2 separate regions of the Homo sapiens genome follow, and region 1 is linked to region 2. A link is an interaction called in ENCODE POLR2A ChIA-PET data of the cell type or tissue named here. Cell type or tissue: GM12878. All regions are shown on one strand. Each heading gives the region's core, and the rest is flanking DNA. Links, peaks and the distances in the headings are about the cores only. Region 1 has its middle 100 kb from the start of GRPR. Region 2 has its middle 9.3 kb from the start of GRPR.

What was found. Peaks named below come from ENCODE experiments on the same cell type or tissue, not always from the same donor. Only the 100,000 strongest peaks of a DNase experiment are listed, where the experiment ranks them.
Region 1: POLR2A ChIA-PET joins it to region 2 with 8 read pairs; 2 of 35 experiments call an interaction of 5 or more read pairs at or near these places.

The regions. Positions count from the first base shown.
Region 1 is chrX:16,015,788-16,028,292 of GRCh38, reverse strand. No RefSeq gene overlaps it. Among named protein-coding and RNA genes, the nearest start is that of GRPR, 100 kb to the left of the region's middle. In GM12878, for the core only: no CTCF peak of the experiment used is centred there; a DNase peak (open chromatin) is centred at 4,012; H3K27ac peaks cover 444 bases.
Region 2 is chrX:16,106,049-16,122,460 of GRCh38, reverse strand. No RefSeq gene overlaps it. Among named protein-coding and RNA genes, the nearest start is that of GRPR, 9.3 kb to the left of the region's middle. RefSeq lists an enhancer at 2,513-2,652. In GM12878, for the core only: no CTCF peak of the experiment used is centred there; no DNase peak of the experiment used is centred there.

The DNA.
Region 1 (12,505 bases), core at 2,672-5,171, 90 kb after region 2:
ACTTCAGCCCTTGTCTCCTCAGAAGAAAGAGTTCGACTGAGGGCCATAAAGCAGAGAAAGACTGAGGCAAGTTGCAGAGCAGAAATGGAAGTTTATTTACAAAGCTTTAGAACAGGAAAGCAAGGAAAACTCGCTTGGAAGAGACCCAAGTAGTGCCTTAAAGTCAAGGAGAGAAAAGAGATCCCTTTAACCTTGACCCTGGGACTTTACAGGCTCGCCTCTTTCCCATGATTCTTCCCTTAGGGTGGGCTTTCAGCGTGCACGGTGCCCTCCTTACCCTTGGGAATTGAGCATGCGCAGTGTGTTTAGGGAGTTATACGTATGCCCATCTGAGGCTTTCTTCCTTTTCTGGTGGCGTGCGTCCCTGGAATGTCATACTTTGTCATTTTGTCTCAACACGCATGGCCAAGAAGCTGCTTCTCCCTGGGGCCTGCATTCAATTAACACTTAATGTTAACAGGTGTGGACCATCAGGAGCTCGTCTCTCCCTGGCTGCCAAATTGTCATTTTTAGAGAGGCAATGCAATAATTGCCAAACCATCACCCTACATTTCTAGTGGGTGGGGGCGAGAGCCCTCTCCTGCCCCCTGCTCATGCCTGTCTAGCTATAACAATACTATGTTGGGTTTTTATTTGTATTATTTATTATTGTATTATTATTTTTATTGTTTTTTTTAAAAATATTTTGCTTGAATCTATGGATGGAGAGCCCACAAATACAGAAGGCCAACGGCATATGCATGTTCATAGGCTTTTTGGTAAAGTTTTCATTAATTCTCAGTTGACGATTTAGTTTAGTTGATGGTTTTCTCTTCAATTCTTTATTAGAGGCCTCTAATAACATTCTGAGCTTCTCTTCTCATGCTTCTACACATTCTTTCCTCCATGCCAACAAGGGCCTTCCATATTCATAAGTAGAGATTTTTATATGAATACTTATTCTCTTCTGATTCAAATATGTGCCAAGTACAAAGATCTGGCTCTAGAACAGGGATATGTACACCTTTTTCTACAAAGGGCCATACAGTCTCTGTCAAAATTATTCAACTCTGTCATTGTAGCATAAAATCAGGCACAGACAATACATAAACAAATGGGCATGGCCTTGTTCCAATAAAACGTTATTTTTGAAAACAGGGCCGGGTGCAGTGGCTCACGCCTGTAATCCCAGCACTTTGGGAGGCCGAGGTGGGCGGATCACCTGAGGTCAGGAGTTCGAGATCAGCCTGGCCAACATGGTGAAACCCCATCTCTACTAAAAATACAAAAATTAGCTGGCATGGTGGCACATGCCTGTAATCCCTGCTACTTGGGAAGCTGAGGCATGAGAATCGCTTGAACCTCGGAGGTGGAGGTTGCAGTGAGCCGAGATCGTGCCACTGCACTCCAGCCTGGGCAATAGAGCAAGACTCAGTCTTGAAAGAAAAAAAAAAACAGGTGGTAGGCTGCATTCAGCCCTCAGGCCATAGTTTGCCAACCAATGCTCTAGAGTAATGTGAATACAAATACATATATACATACATATGCATACAATGCAGTTAACGTATAGATACATATAAATTATAAAACAGATCTTCAGCAATTTTGAAGAAGAAAAAAGATTTAGATCATCTACTTACAGGATTGAAAGAAAACCTTTTCCAAACTGGACTACATTCATTTTTCTTTTACTAACATACTTAACAACATCAAATTCATAGCACATCCTGTGAGAAAAGATCAGAGGTCATTTCTGACCTTCCTCACTGCCAACATTTTCTGATGTTATTGACAAGTGTTATCCTCTCAAAAGGCTGCAGCCTAAATAATTACTTTCATCTTCGTTTTCATGAACAAAGTTAATACCTAATTAAAATGCCAACCCAATTAAAGATGAAAATCTTGTCAGTATTTATACCATTGAAAAAAAATAACCTCTCAGACTTGAGTGAATTGTATAGTTTTTAAAGAAACCAAAATCTAATATTGTTTGTGAAGTCGCCCACCAACCAGGGAGAAGGGACTGAGTCACTTGGATCTGTTTCTTTCTGAGCCATAAAAAGGAGCTTAATGTTCTGGTCAGGAACCACTGAAACTTAGTATTGATTTTCCGTGCTCAATTTCTCTCCCAAGTCTTGGTCTTCCACCTGAAGAAAATTTCATTACTATCAGGAAGCTTGGGCAAGTCAGAATGAACAGCAGGAAACTAAGTTCTGTAAATGGCTTCAACCTCTTACTTCCATTTTGTTAGATTAGCCAGGCTAGTTTTCTTAATTAGAAGCTGGTGCTTCACCTTCCTTAAGAACAATAAATATAGATAGTGGTTTGATGAATTGAAAATTACCTCTTATAGTGAATAATTAACTGAACATCCATGGACAAATTCATGACATTTTAGATCTTTCTTTCCAGTTTTTCAACAGCCTTCTCTCTAAGTATTTGATTTGTTGATATCTGAGGCTCTTCCCAATTATTGGCAAAAACAAATTGGCTCAATGACAATTCAATCCTCTGTTTTTTTGTGTGTATAGAGTAGAAACTCTTGAACAAACATGCTCTTGATCACATCTCTCCTATAAGAAGGTTGGAATTAGATTGGAAATTGTAGGAATGGTCCCAGCAGGACAGTAGGTTTTAGGAAAGCAGTAGCAAAAACTCAGAAAGGAAAACCATATTCGCTCACTTTTCTCTGGGTTTTCAATGTGACTATTTTTTATTATTGGTAGTAGTAACTGTGAATTCCCTGGTCATTAGACAAACTCATATTCAAATAAGAAATACAAAATTGAACAGATTATAATTAGTGACAATTTTAAAGATATATTCCTGATACTTAAAAAATACGCAGTGTCAGTGAATGTTAACTATGTGAATACTAAGCAACAAATGATTCTCATATGCTGTTGGGAGTGAATATTGATACAACTTTTTTGGGGAGTATTTGGACAATATAAATCAAGAGTGTTAAGATTATTCTGCTCTTTTGATCTGGCAACTAACTCACTTCTTGAAATTTATACTAAATGGGCCAGGCATGGTGGCTCACACCAGTAATCCCAACATTTTGGGAGGCCAATGTGGGAGGATCACTTGAGTCCAGGAGTTCGACACCAGCCTGGCCCATATCGTGAGACCCTGTCTCTACAAAAATAGAAAAACTTAGCTGGGCATGGTGGCACATACCTGTAGTCCCAGGTACTGGGGAGGCTGAGGTGGGAAGATCGCTTGAACCCAGGAGTTCGAGGTTTCAGTGAGCTATGATCACACCACTGTACTCTAGCGTGGGTGACAGAGCAAGACCCTATGAGACCCTAACTCAAAAAACAAACAAACAAACAAACAAAAACAGAAGGAATTACTTGGCCCTAAATGTCAGTAGTGCTAAGGTTGAGACAGCCTGCTTATGCTGGGTGCAGAGCTATTGCCTGAAAGCATCTCTGAGATACAAAATCACCCAAAAACTGAAGTTTTCTGCTCACTTGTTCATGAAGCAACATAAAATCCATTCAGCCTCCTGGATTCTCACTACATTCCTACAAACTTTCTTAAATGGAGTGGGGTGACCATCTTCCCCTCCTCCCTCAGCACTGTGGAGTTTACACACACTAATGTCATAATATCCGTCTACATGGAAGCCTGGTATAGACATGCAGCATTAGTCATAGAATCCCATAGAAGCTCATCAGTGCCTCCAGCTGAATCTCCCTCTTTGTTCTGATTTAAATAAAGCCTTTCTTTAAGAGCTCTTCTCAAAGCAATCCGATGAAATGCTACGAAGTATACCAAATCCAATTACTTTCTGCATTCTTGCCTAGTATTTGGAAAAACCAATCCTCCCTAAGCCACTAAACTCATTCAAAAAGCATGCCAAGGTGACCACATTAAAGGAAGTGGAATTTTAACGAAAGTCTTGACACCCACAAAGTACTAATGAGAGGGCAGGGTTGGCCTCTCAGTCAAGAGTCTCAAGTTTGCCCAGAATATTAACAGACATTCTTTATTTTGAGGCAAATGGCTCTCTCACAATGACAGAGACGGTCTGCTAATGCATGATTCAGGTGCTTTGTCACAGAATGAGTCAGCAGGATGGTTAATAAGTACCACAGTAGTATACAATACGAACATAACTGGTTTTCAGTATGTCCTCTATTTTTTTCTGGCTCAGAAGCTAATATATGGTGCACTACAGTGATGTTTTCTACCTCTCACCAAGTGAAGTTCATTAGCCTGGGTGGGCAAATAGCATCAGGGATGCTATGGAAGCCACAGGTGAGAAGTGGAGGAGGGAGTCTCAAACAGATAGTGCTCTCTCCCTGTGCAGTCCAACTCTCTTACCCAAAACATGGACGGTAATGCTCAAGACAAGTACATTCATTTCCTATCATGCATAACAAATGAAAAACAAACTTAGTGGCTTAGAACGACATACATTTATTAACTCACCGTTTTGTGGGGCTTTAGCTGGGTCCTCTGCAATCAAGGCAGGAGCAGTGGTCTCATCATAGGACTCAAGGACTTCTTCCAAGCTCATTCAGGTTGTTGGCAGAGTTTAGTTCCTTGCGGTTGGAGAACTGAGGCTCTCAACCTAGAGACCACCCATTCCATAGCTTGTTTACAGTATGGTTGTTTGTTTCTTCAAAATCATCAGAAGAGACATCCTGCTTCAGGTCTCATCTTCCAGAAGGTCTGGACCCTTTTTTAAAGGGCTCCTCTGGGTAGGTCAAGCCCACCCAGGATAATCTCCCTTTTGATTAGCTCAAAGACAACTGCTAAGGGACCTTCATTACATCTGCAAAATCCCTTCACGTTTGCCATACTTTATTATCTAGAAGCAAGTCCCAGATTCCACCCTCACTCAAGGGGAGAGAACTACACCACAGTGTGGATACCGGGGGGTGAGAATCATGGGCATCATCTTAGAATTCTGCCTCCCACAACAGCATTGTGAATGTTGAAGTTGATAGCACTGACTGGGAGAGAGTAAAATATATTGGATGTCAGAGTCCATTTCCTATCCAATAGGGTGACAGCTTGGAATAAGTCAAAACTAGCAGAGAGAAACTTGAGACCCATACTAAGCTTTTAACATGGAAGATCTGGTTAAAAAGCAGTTTCTGGAAAAAAGACTTGGGGGTCTTAATTATTTATAAGCACGTAAGAAATGTTTGTATAGTGTGACATTTTTAGGAAAAAAATTGCTCATAATTGCAATTATTGTGTAATACTAAATATATTAATATTCAGATTAAGAAAGAAAACATAAACAGTGGGCTTGGTACTGCATATGCCAAACCACATCTGGAAAGCTTTTTGACAGTTCTGGGCTTGACATTTTAAGCTGAACATTGCTCAAATGAAAGCTTGAGATCAAATCATATGAAAAATGTTTGAAGGAACTATGGATGTTTACAGAAGAAACTGAAGAGGAAACAGAATTGCAGCCATATAAGAGCTGAGGAAGCAGAAATAAGACTAATAGATGAGAGTTATAAGGAAATATATTTCCCCTCAGTATAAGAAATACAGTTCTATTGTTTAGTCATCCACAAAGGAAATGACTCATGGGGAAGGGAACTCATATTCAAGGCTAATCTCATCCATGATGCTCTTGATTCCTTTCCCACCTCCATTTATTATGCCCTTTCTCACCTTTATCTTCACCCAACCTCATTTTCTAGTTGGCAGCCATGCATAGTTTTCTCCCATTATGTACATAAAGCAAAATTCCTCAACCTCATATTCCACTAAGCTACTGGCTCTTTCTCTCATCCTCTTTGAAGACTGACTTTCTGAAAGAGTGGTGTGCACTTGTTATATGCCCTCCATAGCCTTCACCCTCCTATCAGTCCACCCAGTCTGGCTTCTGCTCCCACCAAGCCACACAAATTGGTCTTTGTAAAGTCACTGTGGATAAGTTCAGTGATGCTCTTTGCAGTTTCTCTTACATGACACTGTTGACTAGACTGTCCTTTTTGAAATCGTGTCTTTCCTTGGTTTCTCTGATATCACATTCTCTTGAGACCTCTCTGAGTCCTCTGGCCACTCTTTAAGCCTCCTTTGTGATCTCTCTTTTATATGACGTACACTAATGCTCCACCAGCCTCTGTCTTGGGTCTACTCTATTCTCATTCTACATGGTATCTTTTCTACATGGTATCCTTTTAGTGACTCCCATTGCTCTAACTGCCATTTGTACACTGCGGGACCTTAGTTCTAGTATAGATCTCTGTCTTCTGAAATCCATGTCTCTTTCACCAAAGACCAACTGGACAGCTTCATTGGAAAACTCCCAAGTAACCTGAAACTCAATGAAGTCAAACCCTGATTTATAATGCCCCACTTTGGCCCACCTCCTATACCCTCCTCCTTGGTTTCCCCATGTCAGAGAATTGTTGGCAGGATGTCATTATGGTCCCCACTGTCATTCTTACCAGTTCTCCTTAGTCCATTAGTCTGCAAGTCTTGAAGATATTCCCTTCAGAGCCATCTAATTTTCTCTATTAGATACCACCTTGATTCAAGCCATCATCTTCTGCCTCGATTAATGTAATAGATTTGATTCTAACTGGTACCCTCTTGTGTCTCTCCAAAATTCTCTTTATGTTACAGCCAGAGTGTCTTTTCAAAACTTAAAAAAAAAAGAACCAGACTGTATTCCTATCCCCATTCCTCTATCATTTATATATGTCCAGCCTCCTTAACTTGGCATTCAAGGTCTTTTATGATCTGTTCTCTCTATGCCTCTACAGCCTTACCTCTTGTCATCCCCACATCCCCATTTCCCCATGTTCTGGCCTCCTGCTATATTATACCATTAATGGATCCCTGTGGCAGCAATTAGTCATCCTTCAAAATCCATTCATTCTCCCCCACTTTATAGACACAAGTCACCCAAAGAGAGCCAGGGAGCCTGGGTTCCTAAATGACCACAAGGAAGGACACTTATCTAATCACCTGATGAGACCATGATGTGATCAAGAAATAAGCATTTTATTGTCTTCAGTCTCTCAGATTTGGGAATTGTTTGTTACAGGAGTCAGTCTACATTACTAACATAACTATTCACTTCGGAAATATTAGGTGAAAGAGAAATACACTTCTATAGTCTTTATGTCACTGTATTTGAGGTCTCTGTTACAGCAACTTTACACTAACTAATATGCCCTCTAGGACAAAACTGGATACCCTGTGTACTCACCCTGTCTCAGAACTTACTGCACTGAAATTGTCTCTTTGTCTATACTCCCCCATTAGCTACTGGATAGCAAAGGCTGTTGCCTCTACGTAATTGTACCCACAATACCCAGCATCTCTATCTCCATCATTAGCATCATTGTCAACTTCTATATCATTTATTGAATGATTATCTTGTACCAGGGACTGTTCTAGTACTTTATATAGGTTTATTCATTTATTCCTTAAAGCAACCCTATGAGACTAAGTCTTATTTACCCATTTTATAGAGTGGGAAACTGTGGCCCAGAGAGATTAAGAACCCTCTCCACATCCACGTATCTAGGAAGTGAAAACCAAGATACGGGCCTGCAAGCTTAAACAGTATAGTACAGGTTGTAGGAACTGAATAAGTCTTGCTTGAATTAATAAGCTACACTGATTAAGTAAATTCTACTTAGTTGGCTGCAGAAGGGACTTTTGCTGTGGGGACACATTGCACTATTTCTGAACTGTCTTTGGTGAAGGACTTCTTAGAATTTCTAATCTATTATGGTCTGATATTTGTGTATGATATGAAATCATGTGTTTGGCTATAATGGCAATATCAAATACAATAAAAGTTTCTAAACACTTAACTCTCCATGCCTCTACTCAATCATCATGGCCAATAAGAGGCTATAATCTGGCACCAGTCTGTGGACCACACTTTGCGTTCCACTGGACTAGAGAAACCATGGGATTTATTCCAACTCTAAGATGACGTATTTCATAATTGTAAAACAAAACCCAAAGAGGAAAAGTATTTGACTTTATGATGTATTAGTCCATTTTCATGCTGCTGATAAAGACATACCCGAGACTGGGCAATTTACAAAAGAAATAGATTTAATGGACTTACAGTTCCACGTGGCTGGGGAGGCCTCACAATTATGGTGGAAAATGAAAGGCATGTCTCACAAGGCGAGAGACAAGTGAAGAGAGCTTGTGCAGGGAGACTCCCATTTTTAAAACCATCAGAGACTTATTCACTATCATAAGAACAGCACGGAAAGACTTGCCCCCATGATTCAATTTCCTGCCACCAGGTCCCTCCCACAACATGTGGGAATTCAAGACGAGATTTGGGTGGGGACACAGCCGAACCACATCGTAAGAGTTGACAAAGAGCCAGTGAGAATCATCTACTCTAAATTTAGCAAACAACAGAGTGGTATATGCTAAATGCTCTGGTGAGAAAACACCACACACATTCAAAGAGATGCAGAGTACATGCTCCTCAATCTTAGAGAGCGTGAATCTAGTAGAGTGGATTCAACTAATACCCTCAAAATGTGGAAGAGATAAGAGTATGGTTCAGAAGCTGTCCTATAAGAATATACAAACAGAAGCCTTCATTCAAGGGGCAATTACTAGGGGATATTTCAAACATGGCACACACATTCTATAAAATACAGATGATTGCTAACTTAACATGGTTTGACTCACAATTTTTCAATTTTACAATGGTATGATACACATTCAGTAGAAATTATACTTCAAATTTTTAACTTTGATATTTTCCTGGGCTAATGATACCCTCCTCAAGATGCTGGGCATTGCCAGCAAGCTGTAGCTCCCACTCAACCAGGTGATCACGATCAACAGGGTAAACAATGGATACTCTACAGTGTACTTTGTTGCCAGATGATGTTCGCCAACTGTAGGCTAATGTAAGCATTTTGAGTAGTTTAAGTTAGGCTAAAGTAGGCTATTATGTTCAGTAGGTTAGGTGTATTAAATGCATTTTCAATATTTTCAGCTTATAATAGGTTTTACAGGATGTAACCCCATCATAAGTAGGGGAGTATCTGTACTTTTTGAAACAGTCCTTTTAAAAATTGAGACTGGACCATATGTACTGAAATTGAAATATATCCAAGAAATTTTTAAGTGAAGAAAAGCAGCCAAATGATGGCCAACTTGTGTAAATTTCTATTGTCAATTATATATCCAATAATGAACTTGTATCTAGAATATATAAAGTCTTACAACTCACTTATAAAAAGATAAATAATCCAATTAAAAATTGGCAAAGGACCTAAATAGATATTTCTCTAAAGAAGATATAAAAATGGCTGATAAGCATATGAAAAGATGCTCAACATCATTAGTCATTAGGGAAATGCAAACCCACATCACAATGAGATTCCACTTTACACTCGGTAGGATGGTTGTAATAAAAAAGACAAACAATAACAAGTGGAGAAATTGAAAGCCTTGTTAAACATTGCTAGTGGGAATGTAAAATGATGCAGCCATGGTGGAAAACAGTCTGGCAGTTCCTCAAGATGTTAAACACAGAGTTATCACATGATCCAGCAATTCCACTCATAGATATATATGCAAGGAAAAGTAAAACACATCCGCACAATGTTCATAGCAACATTATTCATAATTATAAATTACATAATTCATATATCCACATGATGAGCTATTATTTGACAATAAAAAGAAATGAAGTCCTGATACACACTACAACATGAATTAGCCTTGAAAACATCATGTAAATGAAAGAAGCCAGACACAAAGGACCACACATTATATGATTCAGTTTATATGAGATGTCCAGAATAGGCTAATCCAGAGACACAGAAAGTAGGTTAGTGGTTGCCTAGGGCAAGGGGGAGCAGCAAATGAAGAATGACTGTTAATGGATACAGGATTTCTTTAGAGGCAAATGAAAATGCTCTAGAATTAGATTGTGGGGGTAGTTGCATCTCTGGGAATATGTTAAAAACTATTGAATTGTACACTTTAAATAGGTAAAATGTATGTATGTGAATTATATCTCAATAAAGCTGTTAAAATAATTGCTATTCCCAGTTCCTTGGAGCAATTCACAGGTAGATTAGCAGGAGAGATTATAGGTCTTTTAAAATAATTTCTATGTTTTTATGTTTCTCTAAACTTAAGCCATGCTCACTTGAGCCATTGTTCACAAACTCCATCAGCATTACAAAAAGTAAAGAATTAAAAGTGGGGCAACCTTATCTATCTGCATAGGCACAGCTTAGTGAAAAGCCCCTGAAAAGGAGAATTAGTACAACAGGTTGATGCAAGACAATGTTTTATTAAAACAATAACTTACCACTGAAAATACAAGTTTTCCTCCTGCCTCTGAAAATTAACAGCTTCTCAGCTGTTTGTATTTCTGAAACTGAAGTGTTTTGACAGTTCCTAATTGTAAGATACATAAAATACCTCCGGAAAACCTATTGAAAAAGAACCATTCCTTAAAGTCCTGTAATCAGAGCTCACCCCAAGAAGACAAGAGGTTGAACTAGACTCTACGTCCATCTCTTGAATGAACTTCAATGCATGACTTATCCACTGCAGGTTTCTTTACAGTCTTGAAACCAAAACATGTACTTCAATGTTTTAATTTGAAATAATTTAAATTTTAGAGAACAGTTGCAAAAATAGCAAAAAGAATTTACTTGTACCTGTTATCCATGTCCATAGTCACTCATTTAAAATAATCTGCCACATTCATGTTATAGTCCCTCTCTCTGTCTACACACACACATTCACACAGAGAGACAGACATATACTTTTTTCTGAACCATGTGCAGACATATTCATATTCATTTACTCCTTAATCCCTCAGTGCGTATTTTCTGTATTTCCTAACATAGCCTAAAATATTTCCAACATATAATCTTGCATGACCACAGTGCAGTTATTGAAATTAGGAAATTTAGCATCGATACAGTATTTTTATCTAATCTATAGTCCATATTCCAATTTTATTGGTTATCCCAACAATGTACTTTATAGCAATTCTTTTCTAGTACAGGATCCAGTCCAGAATCACACATTACATTTAGTTGCCATGTATATTTACTATCCTTTAATCAGAAACAGTTCCTAAGCCTCTTTCATCAGTATTTATATTTCATTCATTATTTTAAAGTGTATAGGGGACTTATTTTACAGAATGTCCCTTCATATAGGTTTATCTAATGTTTTCTCATGATTTGATCCAAGTAATGCATATCTAGTAAGAATATCACATAAGTGATGTTGTATCTTTCCCAAGGTCTCATAGCCAGAGGCATGTGATGCCCATTTGGCCTTACTGGTGATGCTAATTTTGGTCATTTGGTTAAAGTTTTGTTCCTTCACCATATAGATTTTCCTTTCATAACTAATAAGTAACTGGTGAGGAGATACTCTGGGACTATGTAAATATCCTATTCCTCTTTAAGCTCTCTTCCTATACAATTTAGCAAGAGAATTTAAGATAAGCCTCATAATAAAAAAAAAAGTGTCAAGACTCTTGATACATAAAGAGAATTTATTCTCAATATATATTTGTGTCAAGGTTATCTTAGATTACAGACCCAGGTGGGCAGGAAGTGGTCCATGAAGCTTACTTGGTACAGAAGGCAGTTGTGATATGTGTTCATAATAACTATGAAAAATTCTTAGCAGCAGTGCAAGATGAGCTTAGATTGGATATTTCAAATATAATACATCCATTCTATAAATTTTATGCAACAAATTTTAAAATGGGAACAGTTTCTTATATACTGAAATTGAAATATCTCCAAGAAACTTTTAAATGAAAAAAGTAGGGTATATAAAAGTATGCACAGAAGAATCCCGTTTATGCTTTAAAAACTATATTTGTACTTTTACATATTAATGTATGTAAATTTATAGACACTAGCCTGGAAGAGTATACACCAAACTGTTAACAGCAATTACTTCTCTGGAGGCAAATGGGAAATTGGAGAGGGGGTAGTGCTTGCTCTGTGGGGAATAAGACATTCACTTTTGAGTCTAGACACCTCTGTTTTTAGAACAGGAATGTATTTATGTGTTACTAAAGCATATATATTCTAAAGACATATATTTGCTGAAAACACTTACATTAGCATTATTTTCAAGATTTCCTTTTTTGACACTCTGATTACTATTCATGTGAATAAAAGGCCGTGTACATAAATGAAGTCTCCTTTGCCTTCATCTCACTTATATACATACGATCACATTAATGTATGTGTTACATGTATATTGTGGTATATATATTTATGTATATGTAATATGTGTATTGTGCTCACCAAAAACTAGAAACTGAAGGGTCATTTTCTACCATTCTCCAATGTTCCTGACTTTCACAGTTGGTTTTATTTAACCTGTAGAGATTTGAATTAATCACACTGAATTTGTCAATACTCTAACAAACCAGCCTCCAAGAACATTTACTGAATAGATCTCAGACATTTGTTCAGTGAGGTAGAGATGTGAGATGGTAATTACCACCATCTCATTGGGCATTTTTTATTGTGATTTAAATGGTGATATA
Region 2 (16,412 bases), core at 6,405-8,904:
CAGAACCCATAAGGAATAACAAAACTTGCACTTACCATGCCAGGGCCCACAAAGAAAGCCCCCAACTGTGTTGTTATGGACATTTCCAGTGGCAGGTTCCAACACTGAGGCTGCTGCCATGCTTTCTATGTAAATATGAAAGGCTCAGCGCCCCTCTCTGCCAGCAGGAGGGAGACTGATGCTGCATGGCTAGAGGTGGAAGAGCTTCTCGGCAGAGATCAGTAGCACCAGTAACCAGCCAATAGCCATGAGCCCAGTGGTGTTGATTAGTTGCCAGCAATATAGCTTAATGATACAGTACACAGGCTCTGCTTCAATCCTGGCTCCCTCATTTATAATTATGGCAAGTTACTTAGTGTCTTAAGCTTCAGGTTCCTCATCTGCAGGGTGAGGAGAACTTATGAAGTTAGATGAAATGATTCATGTTAAGATTGCATAGTATTTGGCACATAGTAAGTGCTCAATTAATATTAGCACTTATTATTATTATCATTATTAGATTGAGGGGGAAAGGCTTACTTTGGAAAAGCCCAATGAGTTCAGAAGAGTGATTGACCTCAGATCAATAGGCAAGCACTCATACGAGTGAATTAGCAACTCCTTTATTTACTTGAAAAAAATTTATCAAACATCTACCAGTTGCCAGGCACTGAGCAAGAGGCTGAGAAAAATAGCATGAAGATGTGTACTCTCACAGCTCTTTAGACCCCAACCCCTCTCTGGAGTGAAGCAACTACCTTTTCTCCAGAAAAGACGATATCTTTAAAGGTTAAGTGTTGACAAGGTCTTTTGAATGAAGAAAATCATATGTGCCTAGGATCAAGGCATAAAGGAAAGAGCATGACATTGAGCAGAGGGACATCTATAAATCCAGAGGGTCACCCAGATTGGAAGACAGGGGTGGAAAAAGAACAGCGTGAAATGCAGCTAGAAGCAGGTTTGGGTGAGATTGTGATGGATCTTGTATTCTTGCTAAGAAGTTTGGTCTAAAAGGCATATTTTTGGTTCACAAAGAGAACTTCTGGATGTTGTTTCCCTTTATTTCTTTAGACACCCCTGTGTGCTGAGTCAGCCTCACTACTTAAATCTAATTGGGTGGTTAGTGTTTCTTCCAATGTAAGTTAAGGGGATGCTGATAGATATTGATTTCTCATAGCTGGTGTTAGCATTATGTGTTCCACAGCACTATAGATTCTTCTAATGGTATTTTAGGAGTAAAGGTGCGTTGAGGTTTGACATCTAATATTTTCGGGGATCAAGGATGCTTTAAAAAGCTAATTCGGGCCAGGTGCGGTGGCTCACGCATGTAATCCCAGCACTTTGGGAGGCCGAGGCGGGTGGATCATGAGGTCAGGAGATCGAGACCATCCTGGCTAACACAGTGAAACCCCGTCTGTACTAAAAATACAAAAAATTAACCAAGCGTGGTGATGGGCACCTGTAGTCCCAGCTACTTGGGAGGCTGAGGCAGGAGAATGGCGTGAACCCAGGAGGCAGAGCTTGCAGTGAGCCGAGATCGTGCCACTGCACTCCAGCCTGTGCGACAGAGCAAGACTCCCTCTCAAAAAAAAAAAAAAAAAAAAAAAAGCTAATTCCATAATTTCTATGTCATTTCAACTAATTAACTATAATGACTCTTTCCATCCCTACCATTATGTGTCACCTTCCGGCAGAGCCGGAACACCAAACACCAAACGTATTCAGACATTTGCTTAGCTTTTTATTTACTGGTGAACATGAGATGCCTCTGACATGTGAACATGACATGGAACAAATGTAATATAAAATCTCTGTCCCCAGGGAGTCCAATTTCTGAATAGAATTGGAGTATGACTCAGCATCTTTTCTTATGTGTTGGGACAGGGTTGTCACTTCTGTTTCTATTTCAGTCAATAGAGTCACCTTTTTCATCTTTCCAAAAGACTGGATTTTCTGTGGGGCTCTAACATGAGGTGGGCAACAGTGACTTGATAGAATTTAGGAGAACAGGTAGATTCAATGGGACCACAGAGTGTGGAGACAAAGCCTCTTCCCACTGGCTATGAGCAAGGTCAAAAGGGAAGCTTCTGGAGGGAAAGGCTGAATTTGGCTTCAGGCATATTGAGTTTGCTAGATGAACAAGGGAATGTAAGAAAGCCAATGGAAAATGAGAGGTGAAGTCTGAAAGCATAGAAGTAAATAATTAAGAGGACTGGTTGAGAACTAGAACCCTGAATGCCAAATAGTTTAAATGTACAGTAAAAGAATCACAGAGAATCAAGTGAAGTTAGGCTTTGAGAAGAAGATTATGTGGTAAAAGTCAGTGAAGACTAAGCGTGATTTCAATATTAGATTTGTGACAGCACCACGGAGAAGCTGCTCAAAAGACTGCAGCAACTCTTGCTTGAGAAGAATCAGAGATGTCAAATTTTAGTACTGCAGCAGGAACAAAAGAGGCAGATGACTCTATCCAGATCCTGTAATGCTGGGATCGTTTCAAGTTCCCTTTTCTTTTCTCAACATTCTGTGACTTTTTATGGGGCTTAAAAACTTAGAAGAAAGATGAGAGGAGTCTTCTGGAAGGAAAAAATGAATTGGGTTTCATTTTGAGTCACATGAAACTGCAGAAGTAAATGTAGATGCCAAGAGAAAGCCTAAAGAGGAAGACGAAATTCTCAGACACATCTGAGGCTAGGAGAACACCTGGTGTGGTGGTTAAAATATATTCGCCAGTTCTCAGTACTCTTTGCTTCAAGAGATGTAGATTAATTTAACCCCCACCTCCACCCCTTAAGTGTGAGCTTTACTTAGTGACTTGCTTCTAACAAATAGAATGACACAGCAGGAATAGTGTGTAACTTCCAAGACTAGATGATAAGGGACATTGCAGCTTCCTCTTTGCACTCTCTCCTTGGATCACTTGCTCTGAAGGAAATCAGCAGCCATGTCATGAGGATACTCAAGTGACCTTATGGACAGATCCACATGGGGAGGAACTGAAACCTCCTGTCCAGAGCTATGTGAGTCAGTCATTTTGGAAATGGATCATCCATCCCCAGTCAAGCCTTCACATAACTGCAGCCCCAGCTGACTCTCTGACTGCAGCTTCATGAAAGACCCTGAGCCAGAATCACCCAGCCAAGCCACTGTTAAATTCCTGATCCACAGAGACCATGAGTTAATAAATGTTTGTTGTTTTAACCCATTGTTTTATGGTAATTTGTTATGCACCCACAGGTAACACCTGGTAAGTAGAATGGATGGAGAAGAGGAAGAAAAGAAAACCACCCCAAAGACAAAAGAAAACAGAAGAGGAAGACCAGAAAAGGCAAGTGCTATAAACCTGAGTTAAACCTGGAGTGGTCATACAGGGTGTGAGGGAAGGAAAGTATGGTCAAATCTAGAAAGGTTGTGCACACTGAAATTCATTTGTCATTCTGCAACACCAAAGTTTCTTATCTGGATCAAAATATGTATTTTTAAAATATTGTAAATGAACTGAACTTTCTTGCTCAGCCACCATATACCTGGAAATTAGACCGTTTATATTTCATTTCTGCATCTGCTCAGTGAACTTGGACAAGTAAAATAAATTCAATGAACATTATTTGTTACTGAACTGTTCTGTGCTATGGATTCTCCATTCATAAAGTACAGGAACATTTTCCCCTTGCCTATGCCCCAGGACAACTTGATGCATTAGCACCACCAGGAGCATGGAAGGCAAATGAGAGTGGTACTGTTTCTCTACCCTCAGCCATCTGTTTCTAGCCTTTTCTTCCTCTCCCCTGAGAGGGTTCGATCAGCACAGTCCTAGACTCCCTGAAATACATTCCTATATTATTTCCATCTCTAATAACAGATGTCTGAAAAGAAAACATGTTGCTGGCATGGATTCCTCTTTAAATGTTAGATTTTGAAATGTCTTTCAGTTTATGGAAAAGTCACAAAGACGGTACAAAGAGTTCCTGTATGCCCCTCACGTAGCTTCCTCTATTATTAAAATGTTACAAAATGAAGAAATTAGCATTGATATAACACTATTATCTAAACTACATATTTTATTCAAACTTCACCAGTCTTTCCATTACTGTCATTTTCTGTTCCAGGGTCCAATCCAAGATACTATATTGCATGTAATCAACATGATTCCTTAGCTCCTCCTAGCTGCGACAGTTTCTCAGACTTTCCTGTTTTTCCTGACCTTGATATTTTTGAAGAATATTGGTCAGGTATTTTGTAGAATGTCCCTTCATTGGGGTTTGCCTGGTATATTTTCATGACTTGACTAGGGATATAAATTTGGGGGAGAAAAACCATAAGAGGTAAGGCACCCTTCTCATCACTTCCTATCAGGGAGTATGTATTAGTTGCTACTGTAACAAATTACCCCAAGCTTAGTGGCTTAAAACAAGAAAAATGTATTCTCTTACAACTCTGGAGACCAGAAGTCAGAAATGAGCCTTACAGGGCTAAATTCAGAGTGTTGGCAGGGCAGGCTCCTTCTGGAGGTCCTATGGAGAATTGTTCCTTGCTTCTTCCAGCTGCTGGTGGTTCCCAGTATTCTTTGGCTTGTGGCCACATCACTCCAATCTCTGCTTCTGTTGTCAAATTGCCTTTTCTTCTGCAGTCAAATCTCCCACTGCCTCCCACTTATAAGAGCCCTTGTGGTATAATGGGCCCATCTGGATAATCAGGACAATCTTCCCATCTCTAGATCCTTAATTTAATTTTGTCTGCAATGTCCCTTTTGCCATATAAGGGAACATATTCACAGGTTCTGGGGATTAGGGGGTGGATATCTTTGGGAGCCATTATTTAGCATACTACAGGGTACACGATTATCCATATGATTTATCGGTGGTGAGGTTAACCTGAGGTTATCAGTGGTGAGGTTGATTAAGGTGGTATCTGCTAGGATTTCTCCACTGTAAAGTTGTATTTGGGGTGATAGATTTTTTTTCATTGCTAAAAGTATGATTTTACTCACAGCTAAATAAGTAATAATGTTGACATTTTGTAGCCATTTGACACCATTCTTTTTTTTTTTTTTTTTTTTTTTTTTTTTGAGACAAAGTCTCACTCTGTTGCCAGGCTGGAGTGCAGTGGCACGATCTCGGCTCACTGCAACCCAAGCGATTCCTCTGCCTCAGCCTCCCGAGTAGCTGGTACTACAGGTGTGTGCCAACAGGCCCAGCTAATTTTTTTTTTTTTTTTTTTTTTTTTTTGCATTTTAGTAGAGATGGAGTTTCACCATGTTGGCCAGGATGGTCTCGATCTCCTGACTTCGTGAGCCATCTGCCTCGGCCTCCCAAAGTGCAGGGATTACAGGCGTGAGCCACCACGCCCAGCCATTTATATTAAGTTCCTTTCCCAGCCAGCCCAAGCTCTAGGTCCCAGAAATACAAAAATTAGCAAACAATGGTTCCTGCCCTCAAGTAGCTAATTGCCTAACTAGGAAGAATGTTTTCAATGTATTGAAAGAAAGCTATTTTGTAACAGAAACCAGCATTGTTTTTAAACAATGGAACCTGCTCCAGCAGAATTTCACATACTGCAGAATTTAAGCTTCTGATTCCCCACCACAAGATATCAGAGGCTGAATTCTATTCAAACTGCTTATTAGCTGCCTGCCTTTGATGAAGTTACTTTTAAACTCTATGCTTCCATTTTTTTCATATATAAAATCTGGAACCTGCTTCAGCAAGGACCTTTGATTGTACAGTAGGTTTCTGGTCATATAAAAATGGAAACTAATGTTCTTAGAGTTTCCAAAGTATGATTGGACTTTCTGTGACTATTTTCCACTTTTATATGCTCTCTTGGATTCTCTTCTCAAAGGTGTTATCATCTCATGGGCAAACCAATAAAAATGCCATCAGGTTTCTCATGAGCAGTCTGGCTTTTATTTTTGTTTCCAGCCAGCTTTATGGGACAAAATGGCCGGGATGCACCCCCAGACTATGGGTGCTCATGCAACTAAAATGAATCCAAACCTCACATTTCACCTTTTGTCTTTGGTCGTAAAATAACACACCATGTTCTTCTCTAAGGAAGATGCTAGAAAACAGGCTTATCCGTAGATTTTTCTCCAAGCGCCACTATGGCACTTCAAACTCAGAGTGGTTCCATGGGAACTCTCACTCAATATAAAAACCCTGTTATTTTTACTGCTTGAAGGAGGCTCACCTTAAATTAACTCCAAGTCATGTCTGAAATATATATCCCATACCAAGTTCTTCAAGTCAAATACTCTTGAAATGGAACAGCTGAGAAATACACAGGGAATTTATCATTCACAAACTGCAGAATTTAAGCATCTGATTGCCCCACAACAAGGTATCCGAGGCTGAATTCTATTCAAATTGCTTATTAGCTGCCTGCCTTTGATGAAGTTACTTTTAAACTCTACTCTTCCATTTTTTCATATATATAAAAGGGATTTAAATGACACTAGGGTTCTCCTTCTTAGCTCACAGAGATTGTTGCAAGATTCAAATGAGATAACACATACGAAGGCATTTAAAAAGATGTAAGGTCCTAAACAATTTTAAGTGACTTTGTAGTAAATTATCACATTTTTTAGGTGTGATAACCATATTGTAGTTGTGTTTTTAAAAGTCCTTATCTTTTAAAGCACGGGTGAGCATGCTTTTTCTTAAGGGGCCAAATAGTAAATATTTTAGGCTTTGTGGACCACAGTGTGCCTGTCCCTGCTGGGAAAGCAGCCAATAGACAGTAGGTAAATGAATGGGTGTGACTTTGTTCTAATAAACTTTATTTGCAAAATAGGAGGTTAGCCCACAGGCCAGAGTTTGCTGATTCTGTTTCAGGAAAACTTGCTGAAATATTTATGGATAAAATGACATGATAGCCAGGATTTGCTTCAAAATCATATGGAAAGTAGAGAAGTGGGTAGGGACAAAAATGAAACAGGATTGGCCCTGAGTTGATACTTGCTGAAGACAGGTGAAAAGTATGTGGGTGCCCATGTTATGCATCTGTCTATTTTTGTATATATTTTAAATTCTGCACTATAAAAAGTTTTTACAACGTCTAATAAATGTAATTAATTATTAACATGGTTAATAATGCCAACAAAGTAACTATTCACATATCTTTGAGGTCTTGGCTGGGTGGTGCAAAGTGAAACTCTTCCCTGAAAGGGTGGTAGTATCATTCCAGCCATTCAGATATGCATTTCCTCTCCTCCACATCAATCAACCTGGAGGTCCAAGATTGAAGTGCCATGAAATGCACATGACTTAGAATGGAATTTGTTTCAGAGTAGCTAGTGGATTGTCAGTGCAGGAAAATGACTCTTCGACGCAGTAGGGAAGTAGACTGATTTGCTGTTTTTACTGACCACCCCAATCTTTCCTCATTCCTCCCCGTGGGCATATTAGTGTATTTTAAATTCTGCTAGTGTCCCACAGCAACCAAATATATATCCAGATAGATAATGAGTATTACAGGATCTGTGGAAAGGGGTGAGGACAGAGGATATAATAATAGAGCCAATATTGATTCCAGATGCTTTACGTGTGTTCTCTCATGGAATCCTTACAACCACCCTATGATATAGGACTATTTACATTCCTTTTACAGATGAGAAAATGAGGCATAGAAAGGGCAAGCACCTCGCCTGCAGTTACATGGTTAAGAAGCGTGTTTCTGTAATTGGGTGCGTAACCACTAGACCACATCATCTCTCAGGGGACAAGGGAGAGAACTAGAGGGATAGTTATGACTCAGAGTTCTCCTGGGAGGTGAAATGGACAAATAGGAAAATGAAGAAAAAAGTGCACTGAAACAAGTAGAAACTAGGGATAAAGAATTAGGGAGCTGAAAGACTGGTGGAAAAAAACCAATAAGGAGAATCCAGCAGCTGTGGTTTCTATTTCTTTCTCGGCAACGGTATCTTGTGTTTTTTGTTTTTGGGTTTTTTTTTTTTTTTCGCCTCTAGAGAAATAAACAGGATGCTCAGTTCCTGTCTCATGTCTATAGTCACATTTCTTTAATATCAAAATAATTTAAGATGTGGAATAGAGAAAAGCAGAAACTCACTAGTTCCTAATGATGACAGGTCCTCAACTGTACTTCCTCTTTCAATAAACAAGATAAAACATCCTCATGGAAACATGAAGCAAATTATGCAATGTTTTACTGAAAACACTGCTAGGCTTCAGGGTGACTCTTAGCAATAATGAAAATGCCCCCATTTCTGATCCCATGGCAAAGAGGCTTCTCACAGGATTAGAGCAAGGCTTGCTAAGTTGTATTTCATCTCCTTCTAGTGCACCCCACTCCCTGTCCTAACCCCACTTCTATATCCCTTCACCAGCAGTGAAGTGCCACCTTTCAAAATGAAGAGCTAATTTGCTATGTTGGAATTAGAGACTTCACTCTAGTCATCCAAAAGTGTTCATTCCTCTTCCTTCACTTGTAAACTCTCCTTCTGATGATTATGATTAATAATAGTCTTCCTCTTTGGGTTTTGTACCATGAGAAGAACTTACCAACACACATTTGATTTCCTTAATCAAAGGCCTAAAAGTGTGGAAATACTGCCTTTGAAAAGAGATTGACCAGACCCCCCAGGCTATAAGGCTGACTTAAGGGTGAAGCCTCATTATGTCCATAGCAAAGAAAGCCTGGTTGCCAAGCATACAAAAATTTTTTAAAAAATAGAAAGTTAATAACTCTGAGTAGGTTACAACAGGCTATGATGTTTATAGGTTTCTGAAGCATTTTGATTGAGATTCAGTGACTTCAACTGGTCGGGGAGGCAGAACTCAATAATTTTTTTTAACTTTCAATTAAATTGTTGAGGTAAAAACAATCAGAGCAGAAAAAGAATGAGGAGAGGCTTTTGTTACTAGGCAATCCAGAAGCAACATAAACTGTACTCTGGAAGAAAAATGCTTTTTACCCTTTCTCAGAAACTAGGACACACGAAAAGTAGTACCAAAGTTTTTCCTTAGATATAGCTACTGCCAAACCTAACATGGGCACATTCACCCCTTAAATTCTCACTCCAAAATCCAGGTTTATTCAAGAGTGTTTGTATGTGAGAACATGTATTTGTAGAAGGGTAGGAGTTAGAATTAGCATTTGCTGAGTATTCACTATGTGCCAGGCACTATTCTAAATGCTTTATAGCTCTTTAGATTTTGAACCCTATTAGGAAGGTACTATTATTAATCCCATTTTAAGAATGAGGAAACCAAGCTCCAGCGAGGTTTTATAATTCACCCAAGATGACACAATTAGTCAATGCTAAAGCCTGGTTTCAAACTCAGGCAATCTGGCACAGATTTCATGCTCTTAATACCATTCTAGTTCCATGCAATTTCTGAATAAGAATTTTTGCTATCTGAAATCAGATATTTTTAAAATTTCAAATAGATTCCCCCACCCCTTCATAGCTGAGAAAACTGAGATGCACAGAGGTTAAGAGACTGTCACAGTACAATATTTATTTTTATCTACATTCTTATTGCATTTTTGTCATCCCAGTTTCTACGACATGCAATATCTTTTAATCATATTATAGAGCTTCTGGAATGCAAAGACCTTGTCTTATTTATCTTCACATAAACCTAATTTTAATACTTCTCTTATAGAGTATGACAAATTGTGAAAATGTACACACATTCTGCATCACTGTATCCACACTTGCTTGAAATAAGACCTTGATGCTCTTCCCATTAAAATGTAGAGACTAACTCTCTATTTATTCTGGCCTTTATGACATTTTTTCCCCAGAAAAATGCACTAGAAATAGCCTTGTGCCAGCTATAACCTAGGTCTCAAGAATCCTAGCATGCTTAATTTTGCCACCACCTTGTGGTTGAACACAGGCTAGCCTGCTGGAGGATGAGAGGCCACATGAAGTAATAGCAAGCGATCACATCTGAGGTTATAAACACCAAACGTCCCTCAGCTATCCCAATCACTAACTATAGATGCATGAATGGGTCCAACTGAGACTCACTGAGAACCACCACCTAAGTCCAACCCAAATTTCTGACTCACAGAATTGAAAGCTAAATAAATCATTGTTGTGTCAAGCCACTAAAAAGAGAGAAAGAGACTGTTACAGTAAACTAATGTTGAGTGATGGTCGGAAACCAGGTCTCCTGATAGTTTACATATTTCTCTCCTTCCACCCCGCCGGCCATAAAGCTCTCTAAAGAGACATTTCATCAGAAGAACTATGGCATCCACAAAGATGCACCACTCAGATCTCCCATCAAGAAAAAACACGTTGTTAGCAGCAAAGAGTACAGTTTGCTAAGAACCTCCAGCTAGTCAGTGCCTTTTAAATCCACCTGAACTCTCTAGCTGAAGCCATGCTCTTCCAAGGCAGCCCTCAGCCAAAGACTCAGCATGGCAGAAGACCTACAACCTGGTCATTTCTGCCCAACGGGAGACTCTTCTAATGGGCAATCTTTGCTACAGAGCTTCCCATTGGGTTGGTGGAGACTTTGTCAGAGCTGCTTCGTTGTCCAAGGCTCTCCCTAGCCAAATCTGCTTCATAACCCTTTTATCTTTCACAGTTATCACCTGTGCAACATACCGCTTTCTTACCTAATTCTAATTCAGTTTCTGCTTTCCAGGGAGGACCTACCTGGCACAGGAATAAAATCTACTTTGCTGATACTTCTAACATTGAAGGTGGAGGAAAATAATCAAATTTCAAGGCCAATCATTTGAACAATGTCTTTGCTCCTCCCTTGTCTTTCTTGTATGTGAGGTCTCTCAGTACAGATGATCCCTGACTTAAGATGGTTCGACTTAACAACTTTTTTACTTTACGATGCTGCAAAAACAATATGCGTTCAGTAGAAACCACACCTCCAGTACCTATACAGCCATTCTCTTTTTAACTTTCAGCATGATATTCAATAAATTACATGAGCTACTCGACACTTTGTTATAAAATAGGCTTTGTGTTAGATGATTTTTCCCAGCTATAGGCTAATGAAAGTGTTCTGAGCACGTTCAAGATAGGCTAGACTAAAGCTATGATGTTCAGTAAGCTAGGAGTATTTAATGTATTTTTCACTTAATGATATTTTCAACTTAAGATGGGTTTATCAGGAAGTAACCCCATAGTAAGTTAAAGAGCATCTCTATTAAGGTAAAACATTCGTGTTTTCAATAGCCTCTTCCATGAAGGTGATTCTCAAGTTAATATTCCCCTTTAAGAAATTCCTAAGACAATCATCCAGGCGCGATGGCTCACACCTGTAATCCCAGCACTTTGAGAGGCCAAGGTGAGTGGATCACTTGAGGTCAGGAGTTGGAGACCAGCCTGGCCAACATGGTGAAACCCTGTCTCTACTAAAAATACAAAAGTTAGCGGGTGTGGTGGCACACGCCTGTAGTCCCAGCTACTTGGGAGACTGAGGCAGGAGAATCTCTTGAACCCAGGAGGCAGAGGTTGCAGTGAGCCAAGATTGTGCTACTGTACTCCAGCCTGGGCAACAAAGTGAGAACCTGTCTCAAAAAAAAAAAAAAAGAAAAGAAAAAAGAAAAGAAAAGAAAAGAAAGAAAGAAGAGAAAAGAAATTCCTAAGACAATCAAAAATGTAGTGAATGCAGCCACACAGAAGTGCTTGTTATTTTTAGGTAGGCTCTTTTACTGCCCTATAATTTTTTCTCACATGCTGCTTGAAATGCCCTAAATATTCTTCACTCTCTCCTTCAGCTGGCAAGCTTCTCATTGTTTTATGCCAAGCTGAAATGTCACTCTTCTACAAAGCCTTCCTAGAGTTCTTCAGACAAAATTGTCCCATCGCATCACAACCACCATCGTGATCTTTTTTTTCCATCATGATCATTATTATCACTATTGACATCTACTGAATATTAATGACAGGTCTTGGCTTAAAGCTACATGTGAATTATTTATTTGATCCTTACAGCAACACAATGAAGTAGGTAGTATAATTGCATCCATTTCACAGATGAGGCATCAGAGGTACAGAGAGGTTAAAAGTCACATATCTAAAACGGAATAGGGCTGGGATGCAAACTCAGCCTATCTCTTAAGTACAATGCTATGGAATATGCTGTATCTGAAAACAGCAGGCCATGTTCTTTTCTTTTCCTAGACACCTCTTCTTAAGAAGTGAATGACTTGCAGTTAAATCTGATTAATAGTCAATAGGCCCGGCAGGAGAAAGAGTAAGAAGGAAAGACTCTGGTTTTGCCTTTGTTAAAGTTAATCCTGAGATTTCCCAGAGCCCTCTTCTCTTCCATTCCCTTTATTTTCCTCTCTCCTCAGTCTCCTCTCCTTTCTAGTCCCTGATTTGCAAAGTGGAAAACTGAGATAGTTATGACTTCTAGCTTCAAGCTGTTGATGTTATTAGGGCCTGTGGACTGGGGAGTGGGGACACACTTACTCCAATTTTTCTCTGTTTAAAGCTTTGGTATAGGAACAATGTAATTACTTCCTAGTTCTTCCTCCTTGGTGGTGGCCATGTGTGCATCCCAAGAAAAGGAGGAAAAAGCACAAGTCTGAACTATGTTGAATTGGCAACAATACTGCAACTGTCAATCTTGGTTTCCCCATGTGTGACTTTCAGCAAGATTCAGAATCTCTATGTATTTATATTTCTTTATCTATAAATGATATCATCTTATTATTTATAAAGTAGAAATAATCTCTAACTCACAAGGTAGTTGTGAAAATTAAATGACACGTAGAAATATTCAATAAACAGTAGCTCTTTTTCCCAGTATCATTGTCAAATTTTGCACTTGATATTCAGCCAACTCCATTGTGGTCTTTTGAGCCACATTTGTATAAAATTAGCTTTTCCCATCTTTTATGGGAAAGTTTGTTTTTTTCTCTATAAGCACACTGTATTTATGTGACTAAATAATAAATAAATATAAAATATATAAATATATAAAATATATATAATAAAAATTATATGCCTTATATAGTTTGCATATGTGTCCCCGCCCAAATCTCATGTTGAATTTTAATTCCCAGTATTGGAGGTGGGGCCTGATGGGAGGTAATTGGATCATGGAGGTGGATTTCTCATGAATGGTTTAGCATCATTCTCTTCATGCTGTCCTTGAGATAGTGAGTGACTTCTCATGAGATCTGGCTGTTTAAAAGTGTAGTACCTAAGGCCAGGCGCAGTGGCTCATGCCTGTAATCCCAGCACTTTGGGAGGCTGAGGCGGGAGGATCACCTGAGGTCAGGAGTTCAAGACCAGCCTGACCAACATGGAGAAACCCTGTCTCTACTAAAAATACAAAATTAGCCGGGCGTGGTGACACATATCTGTAATCCCTGCTACTTGGGAGGCTGAGGCAGGAGAATCTCTTGAACCCGGGAGGCGGAGGTTGCAGTGAGTTGAGATCACGCCATTGCACTCCAGCCTGGGAAACAAGAGCAGAACTCCGTCCCCCCTAAAAAAAAAAACAAACAACAACAACAACAACAAAACAAGTGTAGCACCTCGCGCTCTCTCTCTTTCTTGCTCCTGCTTTTACCATGTGATGTGCCTGCTCCACCTTTGCCTTCTGCCATGATTGTAAGCTTGCTGAAGCCTCCCCAGAAGCTGAGCAGATGTTGGCACCATGCTTCCTGTAAATCCTGCAGAACCATGAGCCAATTAAACCTCTTTTTTTAATAAATTACTCAGCCTCGGGTATTTCTTTATGGCAATGCAAGAACGACCTAATACAAAGCCATAATCAGTACTCTTTTTTTGGACAGACAAAACAAATTATTTGATAAGGAGGTTTATGTGTATTAATAAATTTGACTGGGAGAAATACATCTTACTGGTGAATAAGATAAATTTTGTTCTAATTCATGATATGATGAGAAGGGATGTTAAAGTTCTAATAAGGCATGGAATGGTAAAATGACTATTAATTGAATGCGACTCTTGGGTAATTTATGCCTATAAGGAACTAAAGTATCACGGAAAAATGACTTTTTAAACTGCTATTACATTTATTCACACATCCACTCACTCATCCATGTACTTCTTCGTCTATTATTCATCTGTCCTCCATCCATGCATCCATCTTTCCACCCATCCATCAATTTATTATCCAGCTATTCATCTATCAATGCATCCATCCTTCCTTTCACCCACTCATTCCACTGACCTACTCAAGGTAATAACAATGCAGTGCATGTAAACATATATAAGAAATGGTCTTTACCATATGGAAACTTTCTATGTATTAGGGGAGAACAGAAGATAAGAGGAAATATGAGCTAAATCACCCCAAGAGTTGTATAATACATCTAGAGAGTTCCCAGGCATGAGAAATTATATCTTAAGGGCGAGAAAGAAAAACTTCTTGGACAGAAGAGACAAAATTTACTTTAGACATTGAAGATTCTTGAAGAATAGGTATAACACCTGTCCTAGTCTTTTCAAGCTACTATACAAAATACCTTAAACTAGCTACTATACAAAATACAGGCTGGAAAGTTCAAGATCAAGGTGTCTACAGATTTGGCATCTGGTGACAGCTCATTTTCTCATTCATAGATAACCATTTTCTCACTGTAATTTCACATAATGGAAGGGGTGAACAAGTTCTCTGGAGTCTCTTTTAAAATGACACTAATCCCATTCATGAAGGCTCTGCCCTCATGACCCTATCACCTCCCCAAAGTCCCCATTTCCTTATACCATCATGCTAGGGGTTAAAATGTCAAAATATAAATTTGGGGGTGGAGGTATAAATATTCATGCTATAGCATTCTGCTCCTGGCCCTCAAAATTCATTCCCTTCTCAAATGCAAAAATGCATTCATCCTATTCCAATAGCCCCCAGAGTATTAACTCATTATAGCATCAACTCACAAGCCTAAGTCCAAAGTCTCACCTAAATATAATCCAGGCTGGGCACAGTGGCTCATGCCTGTAATCCCAACACTTTGGGAAGCCGGGCAGGTGGATCACTTGAGGCCAGGAGTTTGAGACCAGCCTGGCCAACATGGCGAAACCCCATCTCTACTAAAAATACAAAAATTAGTCAGGCATGGTGGCACACACCTGTAACCCCAGCTACTTGGGAAACTGCGACACGAGAATTGCCCCAGGAGGCGGAGGTTGCAGTCAGCCAAGATCACACCACTTCACTCCAGCATGGACTACAGAGTGAGACTCTGTCTCAAAACAAACAAACAAAATAAAAACAAACAAACAAACAAAAACCAACATAAATATAATCTAAATCAGATATGGGTGAGATTTAAGGTAAATTCCTCTTCAACAGTGAGCCTGTGTTATCAAACAAGTTATGTGCTTCCGAAATACAATGGTGAGATAGGCACAGGGCAGACATTCCCATTCCAAAACAGGAATAGAAAAGAAGAAAGGAGTACCATGTCCTGAGCGAGTCCAAAACCTTAAGGCTTGAGAATAATCTTCTTTGCCTCAATGCTTTGCCTTCCAGATCCACCAGGGTGAAGGTCCCAACTTACGGACACACTGGAGAAAAAGGCCCATTTTCCCGACGCACTGGGCTGGAGGTCCTGCCTCTGCAGCTTTGCTGGGCATCAGTTGGACCTGCAAGACTCCAGGAAGCTCTGTTCCCACGGCTTTTTTGGGTGCAACACAGTTTGTTGCACCCACTCAAGCCACACCTAGGGCAACTGAGGAAGGTGGCAGTAGAGCACAGGGAGCAGAGCCCACAATGTAATTCAGCCAAGGTGTTTGCCACTTTATAACAAGGTTTGCCTTTTCTCCAGTTTCCAATAACGTGTTCTGTATTTCCATCTGAAACCATATCAAAATAGCCTTTACTGTTGATATTTCTACCAATATTATGTTTATAACCATTTAGGTATTTTCTAAGAAGACTGAGGCTTTCTCTACAGCTCTACTCATTTTTTTTTTTCTGATCCCTCAGCAGAATTATCTTTAAAAGTTTGATATGGTTTGGCTGTGTCCCCACCAAAATCTCATCTTGAATTGTAGCTCCCATAATCTTCATGTGTTGTGGGAGGGACCCAGTGGGAGGTCATTGAATCCTGGGGGTGGGTTTTTCCTGTGCTATTCTTGATAGTGAATATGTCTTATGAGATCTGATGGTTTTATAAAGGGCAGTTCCCCTGCACATGCTCTCTTGACTGCCACCATGTAAGACGCGGCTTTGCTCCTCCTTTGTCTTCTGGCATGATCGTGAGGCCTCCCCAGCCATGTGGAACCATGAGTCCATTAAACCTCTTTTTCTTTATAAATTACCCAGTCTAAGGTATGTCTTTATTAGCAGTGTGAGAACAGACTAATACAGAGTTCATTCATGGCAATGTTGGCTCTTTCTAGCATGCACCTCAAAACTCTTCCAGCATCTACACGTTACCCAGTTCTAAAACTGCTTCCACATTTTTAGGTATTTATTACAGCAGCAGCCCACTTCTTGGTATCAGGGCAT